Regions from separate parts of the Homo sapiens genome. Here region 1 is linked to region 2. A link is a contact called in ENCODE Hi-C or POLR2A ChIA-PET data. All regions are on one chromosome and are shown on one strand. Each heading gives the region's core, a stretch centred on a gene start or an enhancer-like site at or near the end of the contact. The rest is flanking DNA. Distances are from core to core; before and after follow the strand shown. Region 1 has its middle 44 kb from the start of LINC01814. Region 2 overlaps LINC00299 (long intergenic non-protein coding RNA 299).

The links. Hi-C counts contacts between places; a loop is a spot of excess contacts on that map. ChIA-PET counts read pairs that join two places held with the same protein, here RNA polymerase II (POLR2A). Pooled maps may share reads with other maps.
Region 1: a map with no recorded cell type shows a loop between it and region 2 (33-fold over the local background). The contact joins two enhancer-like sites. A Hi-C loop is called at or near these places in 1 of 37 single-sample maps with no recorded cell type and 6 of 50 pooled maps. POLR2A ChIA-PET finds 5 or more read pairs at or near these places in 1 of 52 experiments (activated CD4-positive, alpha-beta T cell).

The regions. Positions count from the first base shown.
Region 1 is chr2:8,536,115-8,542,718 of GRCh38, forward strand. No RefSeq gene overlaps it. Among named protein-coding and RNA genes, the nearest start is that of LINC01814, 44 kb to the right of the region's middle. RefSeq lists a cis regulatory region at 1-1,754. Within about 2 kb of position 3,742, at least 17 of the 41 ENCODE cell types and tissues checked have a DNase peak (open chromatin) inside an H3K27ac peak, as active enhancers do.
Region 2 is chr2:8,085,582-8,092,667 of GRCh38, forward strand. The region is part of intron 7 of LINC00299 (long intergenic non-protein coding RNA 299); the gene reads right to left. Among named protein-coding and RNA genes, the nearest start is that of LINC00298, 110 kb to the left of the region's middle. RefSeq lists an enhancer at 894-2,093. Within about 2 kb of position 1,735, at least 2 of the 41 ENCODE cell types and tissues checked have a DNase peak (open chromatin) inside an H3K27ac peak, as active enhancers do.

The sequences.
Region 1 (6,604 bases), core at 2,492-4,991, 450 kb after region 2:
CTGCAGCCTCACCTTCCCCCAAACTTCCCTCCTGGTTCTAATTTTTCAGTCCTTTACTCATCTCTGGGGGAAGCGGCCCAGGGGGCGGGAGGCACGTGGGAGGCTGAGAGCTCAGTGTTGAAGTCGGCGGCAGCCCCGGGCTTGGGCTCACCCAGCAGTACCCGCCCCACTGCTGCCTCGGAGAGACAGAATAAGATCCACATCCTAGCCCAGTGCCAGGCCTGGGGAAGGTATGAGACGAACAGGCCCAAACCAGCCAGGACCTGGGCAAGCCCCTCCGGCCAGTGCCTCTGGCCCTGCAGGGCACTTGACCCCCCTCACCTCAGCCCCGTGAGTCCAGATCCTTCCTCCCTGGGCAGACCCCTTCCCACCCACATTGGATGTCCTCTGCAAAACATCACACATCATCTGTTCTCCATTCCTGGAGATCATGACACCATCACACAGGCCTGGGCCCCCAAGACATCACTCTGAGCCCCTGCTATATGTGATGGCCCGTGGAGGCCCAGGTCCTCCGCCTTGTCATCCAGAGAACAGGACTAATGTTCCCTTTAGCTCCTGGTTTGGGGGTGGGGGAGGTTTGTCACGCAGCGAAGAGCAACGGCCCAACTGAACTCAAGATAGGTAACATCTATCACTCTCTGCAATCTGCAAGCTCGTCACTCTGCCTGGGAAGATTAGATTAGTAAGCACCCGGTCATCGGAAAAATCCAGCTCCAGATACCTAATATCTTGTTTTCTTCCGTCTGTGCCCACAGTGTTTGTGAGGCTAACTTGGCTGGCATTTTTTCAAGTGTAGAAACAAAGCAGGCAGCTTTCTCCTTTCCAGGCAGGGCCTCCCCGACTTCAGTCATCTCCCACCCTTGACTCTTCCCCAGACACCTCCTCCAACCCTCTGAGTTTTCCCAAATGGGGCCCAGGCCAGACTCCAGCTATGTCTTGGGGCCCTGGGCACCAGGCTTCCCCTCCCTCCCCTCGTGTTTGCTGATCATTGTCATCAACCCTGGGTTTTCCTGAAAGAAGCACAGCCCATGTGTCTCAGGGTCCTTCTCCCATCTCCTCTTGGCCTCTTGGCCTCCTGGTAGGCTCCACACAGCAACACCAGCCCCCACACATCCTGACCCCTACTTCCCAGAATCGGTCATTTGGCAGGATTTGAAATCATCACTGCTTCCAGGCCTGTTTGCCTGTCACACTCTTGGGAGAGATTATTAAAAGCATAATTTTTAAACAGACAAGAGCAAAGCAGCCCCTTTGGCTAGGGTCTGATGGCTACATCACACCCTCTGGAGAGAAGTACGGCAGTGAAGTTCTGCAGGCGACTCCTGCCGGTCTTGGACGTGATGGGAACTCAGGAGGTCACAAGGCCCCTCAGCCATTCAACCTGACATCGCCAAAACTGGAGGTCTCCTGGGAAGCTGTCTTTTTCATCTCCGTTCCAGGAGCAGAGTAGGACTTGCTTTCTAAGCTGGGGCTCCTCAGATGGGGCTGAGGCTGCAGAGGGTTGGGAGAGCACGAGTCTGGGCTGGGCTGTCCCTTCCTCCCACCCTGGGCCCTGCCACATCACTGTCAGCTTGCCAACACCCCCTGACCTGTCTGTCCACGTGGCCTAAGCTTTCCTGTCTTTTCAAGCCAGTCTTAACCTAGGATCAAAGGGTCCAACTCAGGCAGAGACTCACCTCTTGTAAGATACTGCCTCAGGGGCGTGACTGCTCTTGGTGAAAGGGGAGAAAGTGAAGGGGGCTCCTGCATGGGTGGCAGGCTAAACTTGCTGATGCCAGGACTCAGCTGCTCTCAGGGAAACACAGGACCCCAGGCTGAACATTTTCAGAAAGATCCAATCCAGCCAGCCAGCCCCTTCTGCTGGCAAGTCAGCTCCCAGGGCCTGGGCTCCCAGGGAGAAAGGAATCCAGAGACCTTAGGCAGAGAGACATCAGGCCAAGGGGGGACCGAAAATTTTACATCTTAAAAATACCTCAGCTCTTTTCTTTCTCTGGTTGAAGTTGTTGAGTCTTCTGCAAGTCAACTGCAAGTGAATGCCTGGACCAATGGAAAATGCTCGGGAGGGCCCCAGCCAGGCTCCCACTGAGCCCAGCTCCTTCTCCCTCAGTCTCCTTCTCTCTGTGTCTCTCTGCCAGCCCCCACCCTCTCTCCTCTCTCCCTGTCCTGGCCTCACTATGCTCCCTGTAGGTGTGTGCATTTCTGTCTTTGCTCTCCTGCTCCATGTCTTTCTATCTCTCTCCTTTCTTTCTACCCTCAACCTCCCCTTCTTAGCCTGGAGGAAGCTGTAATTTAGGGCCTCTTTCCCCAAATGAATCTCTCAATATCTACAAATGTTAACTTCATTAATTTGGGAAGGATTTATCAGCACAGAGGTTAATTGTCTTTCCCTGACATGTTTTTACTGAATACATCTGGGTGACAAAATTAATTTCCTCATTAGCTATTTTTGAAAGTGGAACAAGCTGAGGGGAATCAGTGCAGGGGGAGTTTGTGCCATGTGAGCTGTTCCGGGCTCCCCACGATCTGCCTGGGTGCTCCCTCCCGTCAAAGGTCACGGGGGCCTCCCGGGGGTCTGAGCTCTGCAGGACATCCTGGCTGAGATGGGGTGGAGGCAGGTCTCTCTGGGCCCAAGAGCTCCAGGGATGGGCCTATGCCAAGTGGAGCGACCCAGGCCCATCTGCTTGCCCCAGACCTCTTCCTTTCCCGTGTGGGAAAGCGGCTTCTTGGTGGGACACCCAAACCACTGCTCCTTTGAACAGACTAGGAGACGCAGACAGAAACAGAGATCTCCCAAACAGCCCCAGCTCAAGAGCTGTTCAGCTGGACCCAGGAAGCCAGACCCAGTTATTCTGAGGGCCTTGGGGGTTAGAAGTCTGTGTCCTTCATCGGGCCCTGATTAGCCAGGCCCACAGGTGCTTCCTGGGGTGACTTCCAGCCCAGACGCCCCAGTGTGGAGTGGCCCCAAGACCGCTGCACTTCTCCCTAAGGGAGAGGAGGATGTGGGAGCTGGCCAAGTGCCCAGCCCTGGAATTCAGAGTGGGGACATCTCGAACCACCTACTGGAAAGGTGGCCACGTGCAGGGACCTATATTCTGGTGCAGGTGTCAAGCAGCAAAGAGCCTGGGACCGTGGGCCATGCACTCGGCTTCTCAAGGCTTCGGTTTACTTGACTATGAAGAAAATGGCTGCCCCACTGCCCAGTCCCAGGAACCTCCCAGATCCAGACCCCGAGGCTACCGCTGCCCCTTCTTATCTCGCTGTCACCTGTCTTCCCTCCAGGAGTTGCCCTGCACTTCACTCGGACCATTTCCCCAAGATTGCTCAGGACAAAGTCCAGACCAGGCAGCACCCAGCATCCAGAGCTTCTCCAAGCAGAGCTTCATCCTCCTCTAACCAGACCCTCCCAGGCCAGCAGGCACGAGCTCTTGGCGGCATTCTATTAGAGCAGAGAGGAAAAGAGACCCAGTGGGTCAGGAGACTGCCCTGGACCCAGGCAAGGACAGAGGCCAGAAGCCCATTCCTCTCTGGGCCAAAGCCCCGACCCCACTTGGGGGGTCCCAGCCTCCCATGTCATCCCCAACCACACTGGGGGATCCCAGCCTCCTGTGTCATCCCCAACCCCACTAGGGATCCAGCCTCCTGTCTCATCCCCAACCCCAGTGGGACACCCCAGCCTCCCGTGTCATCCCCGTCCTCGCTGCAGGGCCCCAGCCCCCCATATCATCCCTGGCCCCACTGGGGGACCCCAGCCTCCTGTGTCATCCCTGTCCTCACCCCGGGGCCCCAGCCTCCCGTGTTATGGACCCCTTCCTTTCTAGGAAACAAGGCGTGGGCCGCAGAGTTCGAGTTGGTCCTGAATTTCCTGTTTCTTTAAGCTGAGACATTTTACACACATGGGCACACTCCCCAGCTGCCACTTCTGACCTAGCCCAGAGAATTTCATGCAGCAGCAATTTCAGTAACAGGAAAAACCAGACCCAGGGAGCTATCTGCATGTCACAAGCCAGTCGCCTGGGGCAGGAATAGGACAGGCTGCCAGGCTCTCCCTCCCTGTCTCTATTTCCTTTCTCACGGCCACTGCTCCCTCCTGAAGGTGGCAGCAAGGGCAGGAGGATCCTTGAGACAGCTGGCTTCCCACCCTTCCCTGGGGCCTCCAGGACCACTGTCCCCTCCCCATACCCTCCTACCCACCGTGGAACAACCCTGGCTGCTGTACACACAAGCGGGGACCCTCGCAATTGCCTTCAGTTGGGCTGTGCTGAGCCCTCCTTCCCAGAGACCCTTCTCATCAGCTCCACTCCACTTTCAGCCTGAAATGGTGTCTCTACCATCGCCAAGCTCTGTGGCAGCCCTCCCTGCAGTCAGCCTGCCTCATGCAGGGTTTTCTGAAACAGGAATTCCAGGCTTCTTTGCTGGGGAGGTCAATGGACAGGAGTCTGGCCATGAAGTGGGACCAAGGAGGATGTGCCTCTGCTCCCCAAAAGTGAGAGAGGCACTCTGGCTGGCCTACAGGATGACCAGGAACAGGCCTCAGGGTTCCCCATGACCCTGACTCTGAGCCTGTGGATGAAGGGAATCCGTCATCAGGGGAACAAGGAGGTTGAGGAAGGCCTCCCAGAGAGGCTGATCACAGAGCTGGGTTCTGAAGGATGAAGAGGAGTTTGCAGAGCCAATCAGAGGAAAGGGCATGCAAAGGGAGGCTCTGAGACTTGGGAAGAGCCCAGCCCCACTGGGGAGCCTGAAGCTGCTCTGTGCTGCTGCCACATGCCCTTCAGAAGGGCAAGGGGAGGCAGGTGATGGAAAGAGCCCTGGTGTCTTCCCGTAGGGGCTCTTAGTGGGAATTAGGCAAGACCAGTGGCAGAATCCAACTTGTGGGTTAGGAAAAGACCCTGGGAGGCTGTGCAGAAGCCAGCCCAGGGCTGTGGGAGCCAAGAAAAATTCTACCTTGAAAGTGGGGAGTGCTGGTCATAAGAGACTTTCTTCTAATGTGAGCATTTCCTCTATGAAAGAGAATGGAGGGACATTTACAGACACTGTCAGATGAATTCTCAGAAAACCTTGGGGAGGAAATTGGAAAGCCCTGCCTGCCCCAGGCATGGCAGGCATACCAGGTTCCTGGCTAGTGAAGTGGTTTGCTCAGGAGTTTTTGCAGAACCAGAAAACTTAGATGGAGCCCCATTTTAGAGATGAGGAAACCGAGATAGAGGATGCTTCGGATGACAGTACTTTGGTGCCTGTGCCACGAATAGCACCCGGATCACCCTGGACCACCTGCCTTTGATGTGGCACGGCAGCTGCATACATTTTCCTGTGCAGGCACTTGGGTGGCCTGAGTTGCCTCCAAATTTGGACATCTGGCTGCTTCTTGGTGCCCCCACCTGAAACCCAATCCACCTCTTCCGAAGCCAGCAGATAGTGAATTGCTCAGTAAGAAAAAGGTCTGTGCAAAACAGGAGACTAGAAAGAAACCTCAGTGCCTCCAGGAACCTCACGTGAGCTCCGTTTGACTCTGCAGAAGCAAGTTCCTTGCTTTTAGAGGAGTGACTGTGGCTGGGCATCATCCAGACCTATGTGCAATTATTGGTCGAAGGCGTCTCTCCCGCTAGACGGAAGCGCTCAGAGAACCAGGCAGTGGAAGGTGCATGACTGGGAGGAATGAAGGATGGCCATCCTGAAGTGGAAGGTGTGTGACTGAGAGGAATGAAGGATGGCCGTCCTGAGGCTGCGCTCGAATGGAGGCTTATTTAACATGGAGCCTCGTGCAAAACACCCCGGAGCAGGCCCCTATAGGATTGAGATCGCTCCCTGTGATCTGCTGCTTCCCTCTCCAGTGGTTTTTATCTTTGAACAGAGCAAATCCTGGCTCCACTCAGACCTGCTCCGTGAGAGCCGAATGCAGTCACTGCACCTGGTCGGGGCTGAGGAGCTTCTCAGCCATTCCAACAAGGCCTGGTCATCGAAAAGCCATGATTTTCTTGCATTCTGGGCCTTGTGACTTCTTGAGACGGGAAAAATGAAGCGCTGTTCCACGATTTTGTTCTCAATCTAAAGGACCATTGCTTTGGAAAGTGGTCAGATTCTGCTTTTGGTTGATTTTAGGATCCAAAACTATGGCGATGGGAAAAAGGAAATGCATTTTAGGATTTCAGGTATTGTCTAAAATTTGCACATGATTATATCCTGCAATCTTAATGGTTCATGCGTCTCATGCTCAACCAAGAGCCTCTGCTGGCCTAAATGATCAAAGCATTTCCAGGAATTATTCAAGAAAAAAAAATCTGCTCCCGTCACTCACCGGCTGAAACCCCCTCAGTGGCTCCCACTGCCCTCAGATGCAGTCACCCTCCTTACTGAGCTTAGTGAGGGCTGCACTAAGCACTTTGCATTATTCTCTCATTGAAGTATCACAACAATCACAAAAGGAACTATCATTAAACCCATTGCATGGATGAGAAAACTGATCCTTAGAGAGGTCAGGGACTGGTTCAAGCTGACTGTGCTGTACAGTGTCAGAGCAGGGATGACCCCAAACCCACCAAGGCCATTCTTAGCACCCGCAATCTCCATGACCATCTCCTAACTCTCTCCCTCCCCCTCATCT
Region 2 (7,086 bases), core at 485-2,984:
GCCCACCCAGTCCCCCACCCCAGCTCCTGAAAACTACTATTGTATTCTCTATTTCTGTGAGTTCAACTCTTTTGTCTTTGTTTTGTTTTGCTTTTTTGTTCAGATGGGGTCTCACTCTGTTGCCCAGGATGGAGTGCAGTGGGGCATTCATGGCTCACTGCAGCCTTGACCTCCCAGGCTTAAGCGATCCTTTCACCTCAGCCTCCCAGGTAGCTGGGACTACAGGCACATGCCACCATGCCAGGCTAATTTTTTAAAATTATTTTTTGTAAAGACAGAGTGTCACTATGTTGCCCAATCTGGTGTTGAACTCCTGGGCTCAAGCTATCCTCCCATTTTGGCTTCTCAAAGTGCTAGGGTTACAGGTATGAGCCACTGCGCCTGGTCCAAGAGTTTGACTGGTTTAGATTCCTCATATGAGTGTAATCATGCAGTGTTTGTACTTCTGTTCATAGCTTATTTCACTTAACAAAATGTTTCACAGGTTCATCCATGCTGTTGCAAATGTCAAGATTTCTTTCTTTTTTAAGGCTGGGTAATATTCTATTGCATAGATACAGCACATCTTCTCTACTCACTCATTTGTGGATGAAAACAGGTTGACTGCATTTCTTTACTGTTGTCAATAATGCTGCAATGAACATGGAAGTGCAGATATCTCTTTGAGATCCTGATTTCAATTCTTTTGGAAATATACCCAGAAGTGAAATCACTGTGTCATATGGTAAAGCTGAACTTTGATGAATGCTGTATTTCACCAAGTAGAGAAAAAAGAAAAGCATGGGGTGCCTGAAGCATAGGATGGTGTCCTAAAGAGACCCTCGGCCTTTGCAGCTTCACATTAGTAAGCCCTGCTGACACTGTGCAATGTCTGGACATCATTGGGATACTACATTTTGAGAGGGAATAGGGGCATGCTGAAACCTTTCAAATGACTCATGTCTCTTAAGTCCTGGAAGTGCTAACCCATTGCTATTGAAAGCACAGAAACTCCATCTGTCCCCAGATATAATAGACACCATGACAACACTCAGGGGGAGTGAAAGCATAAGTGGAAACCGGGGCCAGAAGATCCTGGCTCAGTGAATGGTGAGTCCTTGGATGCTTGGTGTGATTAATGGGTGGGTTGGGATAAGGGTGGGGAGGAGAAGAGGCTGGAGGGGTGAGGAAGAGGCAGCCATGGGGACAGGCCCTAGGAGAGACATGTTGGGCCCATGCCGCAGAGTCCTTGAATGTCATGATAAGATGTCCAGGCCCCTCATCTCAGATGCAGTGGGGAAGCTCTTTGCTTGTCTTCACTGGCACTCCACAAGGCAACCTTCTCCAGTCACTATCAGCCCCAGGGAAGTTCTGCTGACATTACTGGCAAAACCACTCTCCTCTGTCTCTGTCTCTGTCTCTTTCTCTCTCTCTTTCTCTTTTCCCTTTCTCTCTCTCTCTTTCACACACACACACACACACACACACACACACGCACACACAAACACACAATTATTTGATTATTTGTCAGTGAATCTGTAATGGCTCTCTCCATAGACCCTATGTCTAGGTTAAGAAACTGTATCTGACTTAGTTAATTATTTTTCTCACTGTGCATGTAACATATGTAATTTTTAAAAATAAGGAAAAAGAAAACAGCTCTAAAATTACTATGTAAAGTATGATTTTGCTACTTCTTGGTGTACTTGGTGTACAGCTCATGGTGAGTCACAGTGTTGCATGACTCCATGGGCAGGAACCTAAATATCCATGAAGCCACAAACCACAGCTCACCATTCCCTAGGATCTGCTAACTCTTCCCAGCCCACCGGACAGAAGAAATGCCTGGCAATGTGGTGGCAGGTAACAAGCAGACACACGATGCTGAAGACCCAGTCATCAAAGAGCCTTTACTTCCTTCTGCAAAGGCAAGACTCATGGCAGACGTGTCCATGCACACCAAGTTTGAGAGCTGCCATGAGACTCCCTTCTGTTGTGAAAAATACTCATCAGGCTTTTCAGAACTCTCTGTGCACCCCCAGCATAGCAGTCAGGAGAGAGATAGGAAATGTCCTCCGCACTTTGGAGCCCAGCTCTTGCCAAGAAGCGTTACAAAGTCTTCTAGCTGGCTCTGCTCTCCCAGCACAATTATTCAGGCCCTGGAGAAGAATAGAAATGATGCTTCTGCTGCCACTCCCTTCCCACCAGAGGGTGGTCAGCTCTGAAAGCTCCCCAGGCTGAGTAGGATGACCAGAGGAGAATCTGCCTAGGTCAACTCTGCCCAGGCTCCTGATGCCCATGCTCCAGCCAACACCTTCCAAGTGGACTGGCTCTGCCACCCAGCTGCTTGTGTTTCTTCCTATATGTTAAGTCTGAGCATCTAACTCATCTCTAGGAAGGGAAAATTAGAGCTTTTACTATATTCTCTATTCAGACTGTCTAAAACAGATGGGTCTGGTGTGCTGCTGAGGAGGTGGTCCACCTGATGTGACCTGGAGGTGGGGTGGAGGGAAGTAGCATCACACTGAGATTCATGAAGACACCAAAAAGCAGAGTCGGTGGGGTAGGGAGTGAGCAGAGCTAAGAACTGAGTCCCCAGGGAAAAGCTTAGTCCAATTCACCCAAGAAGAGGATCTTAATGAGTTGCTAATGTCAAGGGATTGGAGACAGATATCAAGACAGAGCACTAAACTAGGGGTGTTTTCAACAAAAATATGATCCGCAGCAGAGGGATATGGGTTTCACCGGGTTCCCTGGCCAACAACCTCCATGCAGCTTATAGGGTGGCAACCTACAGTGTCCCCTTATATTGTCACAGCTTTGGGGTGAGAATCCAGGCCTTCCTTTACAACATGTTTAGCTTCCCTGAGAAAGCAAGAAATAAAAATCAGACAAAAAAGAGGCCGGTTTCTCCAGGTGATAATCAAACCATTAGTTTTCAGTCTAGAAACACCTCAGATGAAGATGCAATATGGGCAACGCTCAGGGATGGGTTGCTCCAATCACAGATGTAGCTCCAGATGGAGATTTTGTGGATCATGGGCCCCCAGCAAGGGGAGGCTGTCAGCATGGCCAGGTTCAGGCCTGATATGAACAAGAGTCCACTGGCCCAGACTTTGATCCATAGAGTTTTTCAGTTATCAGGTCCTAGCATTCCAGAGGGAAGGAGGCAGGTGTCCCCAGCACCTAAACTCTTGAAAGCCAGAAACTCTTCAAGCACCATCCAGTAATACCATAAACATGTGTACAGAGTGAAGGATGAGGTGGGAGAGCTTTTCAGTGGTAATCATGACACACAAAACAGACTAATTATGATAATCTCATCCAAAATCCAAACTCCTAAACCAGCAAAATGATTTGGGAAGACATGCAGAATCTCAGAGCCCACTGCCTGGTTTAACATTTGGTTTCAACACTGTATGCCCATGAGACTTTGGGTTTATAACCCATACTTCTCTGCCAAACTCAGCTCAAGTCCTGTCTCTTCAGAAAACCACCCCTTATTGCTCCTAGCTGCTTTTCTGATCCCCTGCTCTTTTAAAGTCCTAATGCCCTTGAGGCGTATCTTACAATTCAGTACTTGGTGAATTCTGTCTCAGGCTGTTGTAATTGTTCTAGAGGAGAAAGCCCTGTTACAAAAGGTTTGCCAACTGTAAAAGAGTAACTTTCTCTCTTCCTCAGCAATGAGAACAGTTCAAAATATACTGTAGATTGTCAAGAAGGCCTGTGGGTTGGCTGAACCACGTAGATGTAGACCTCTTTTACACTATAGCCAGAGCAATTGTAATTCCATCGTACTAAACCACTCTCAAGGCTGAAGTTACATGTAATAAAAGGACCTGTTCTGGCTCCAAAACAGAGCTAAGCACCTCGTCCTTCTATGACCTGATGTTGTGAATGGCCTCACCGTCTGTCCTCTAACACAAATCAGAAATCCAGATTTGATCATTATCTTTGATTCTTCCTTCCTTCTTCCTCAGCCCCTAAAACCAGTTGGCCCCCAAGCCTTATCAATTCTTACCTGTTCACATCTCTCAGATGGTGTTATGCCTCTCCATCACTCCTGTGACTGAAGTCACACCCTCATCATTCCAACCAGCTTTTGTGCACAACCTCATCATGCCTGTTCGTCTACTTCCACACTGAATGATTCATCCGCCAAATCTCCAATCCATCATGCCTCTTAAAACGGTTTAAAGTCGTGTAGTTGCTTCCCACTGCTTCCAAGATTTGTTTATCTACTTATCACCGTGTTCAAGGTCTTTCATCACGAGCTCCTAGAGACACTTCTTATCTCAGTACCCTTTGGCTGAGTCACATTAACCAATTTGTAATTCCCTGAGGTCCATGCATTTTATGCAACAGTTCTTGCTCTGCAATAATCTACCATCTCTTCGTCCACTTCTTAAGGCTCTGTCTGTCCTTCAAGTCACCACTCAAGCATTTTCTCTTTGTGAAGGCATTCCCAGAGTAGGATAGGAATCTGCATTCAAGTAATTCTCTACTAACATTAAAGCACTTATTACCTCGTGTTGTCATTATGAATCTTATTGACCACCTTGGCCATTATTAAACTACACACTTGCCCCTTTTAGATCAGAAATGGTATCTCATTCATCTGTGAATCCTCAGAGCTTAACCCAGTGCCTGGCTCAATAAATGATTATCAAGTGCATGGATGAATAGAGAAAGAAAAGAATGAATACAAGAATGGATGAAAAAGTGACTGAGCAAAGGAATGAGTAAGTGAAAAATGAGTGACAGCGCAGCACAACCCTTTAACCAGCTCTGCAGTTGGTTATCCATTGCATGTAAATGCCGCAACCGTGGGCTTCTTCTCATTGCCTGAGTTACCCCTGGGCAGCTTCATCTACTTCTTTGCATTAATGGCCTCTTGTAGGTTCTCCCCTCTAATAATCTCTATTTCCAGAAAATGGGCCCATGAGTTTCAGACTCGAACATGCACTTTAGTTGTACATCCCCATGTGGATGTTCCACAGACACTTCAAATTCAGAATGTTCCAAATTCATGATCTTTCTTCTATAACTCTGTTATTCGTGTTTCCTTTCTCAATGAAAAGCATCATTTCTGTAAGTGCAATCCTTATTTCTCCAAATTTCAAACATCCACATTCTATCAAGCCCTAGTATGTCTACCTTATAAATATCTCATACCACACCGGGCTCCCTCCAAACCCGCTGGCATTACTCTAGCCCAGGAAAGAACCCTGGCCCTCCTGGATGATTCCCACTGTCTCCTGGTCTCACTGCTTGCATTTTGTCCTGCTCAAATCTACTTTCCACCCACCAGCCAGGCTGCCATTTCACAATGAGCTCACCCCAGTGATTAAAACCCTCCAGTTGTTTTCCAGTGTCCTCTGGCTAAAGGCCAAACTCTTTTAAAAAGTTTACTGTGCCCTTCCTGATCCCTCACCACTCAGCCTTGAACCTGGTAACTCACTGCCTTCTGTCTACCATAATCTCCAATTGTGTTAAAGCACTTTCAGCTCTTCAAAGACAGGCTGTCCTCTGGGGCTCCAGGCTGACTCACATATGGCTCTTTCATTGTGAAACACCCTCCCTCATTCTGGCTACACAGCCTGCATGACTCCTGGCTCAGCTGATCTGTCACCTCCTATAAGAAGCCTCCCCTGCCCACTGGGTTGGGGCCCCTCCCATGTCCTTCTGTGAGAGCCTGCACTTCCTGTTTCATAGGAATCATAGGACTTACCACGTGATTATAGCTTTCGGTAATATGTCTTCTCTACACTCTGAGAACCATAACTAAACCATTAGATGACGGATCAGGATAGTGTGTGTGTTTGGAACTGTTGATCATTGAGCAATATCCATGTGAGCCTTTTCCTTTGATGCAGGTGACTGATAAATTTTCAGTCTCACAGTAAGTGCTCTGTGAGACACAGAGTCAAGGTGATTCTCTCGTACCTTGAGACCCATCTGTGCTTCTTTCTCCTGTCTCTGAGCCCCTCCTGTATGAAAATGATAGGGAGGCACTTGGAGCTCCAGGAGATTAGATACTTGATCAATCCCATGTGTGATTGGATTTCCAGCATCTAGTAAGGAAAGCTCTAAAAGAATATGTATAGTATATTGAATGAATATTGAACATTTGAACATTTGACTAATGAACAGACACTCACCAAGGACCTGTAACATTTTAGAAATGGTGTCAGGATCCTAGAGGAATACAAAGATATTCCCCACCCATGAGAAGGGCAGGATCTGATTGAGAAGACACAGAAACACATAAAAAGAATATTACTACAGTGCAGAACATTGTCCCAGAGAATCTGTGAGAAAGACTTGGTTGGTGCTTGAAAATTCAAAAAGAAAAAAAAAAGTGGCCAGGCTCAGTGGCTTATGCTTGTAATTCTAGCATTTTGGGAGGCTGAGGTGCATAGATAGCTTGAGCCCAGGAGCTCAAGACCAGCCTGGGCAAAATGACAAAAACCTGTCTCTACCAAAAGTGGTGCACACCTGTAGTCCTAGCTGCCCAGGAAGCAGAGGTTGCAGTGAGCCGAGATCATGCCACTTGCACACTAGCCTGTGCAACAGAGCCCTGTCTCAAAAGAATGAAAGAAAGAAAGAAAGAAAGAAAGAAAGAAAGAAAGAAAGAAAGAAAGAAAGAAAGAAAGAAAAGAAAAGAAAAGAAAAGGGAAGAAAAGAAAAGAAAAGGATAAATGCTCCAAGACATGACAGTTAGCAGAGTGAAAAGAAATCAGTTTGCACTGAAATATATTCTAGGATTAGGAAGCCACGCTTTGGAAACAGCAAGACAAGGCAGGAATAAGTGTCACGCATTTGGGGGCTCTACAGAGAAGGAAAAAAGAAAAAATAGACATTTTGAATAATGTCTATGTGCACATTACAATTTCATGTGAATTACTCACATTGTTTAATTTAATGCACTAGATTAAAAAGAAATGTTACATATTCTAAAAATTGCCCTGTTTTGACAAATAAGGAAAATGAAGCTCTGAGAAGTTCAGTAAATTTCACAGGAGCCTGCAAAAGTTTCAGGACTAGGATTTCAACCCCAACTCCTTTGACTCCAAGATTATTCCTTTCTTCTAGCCTGGCAGGTGA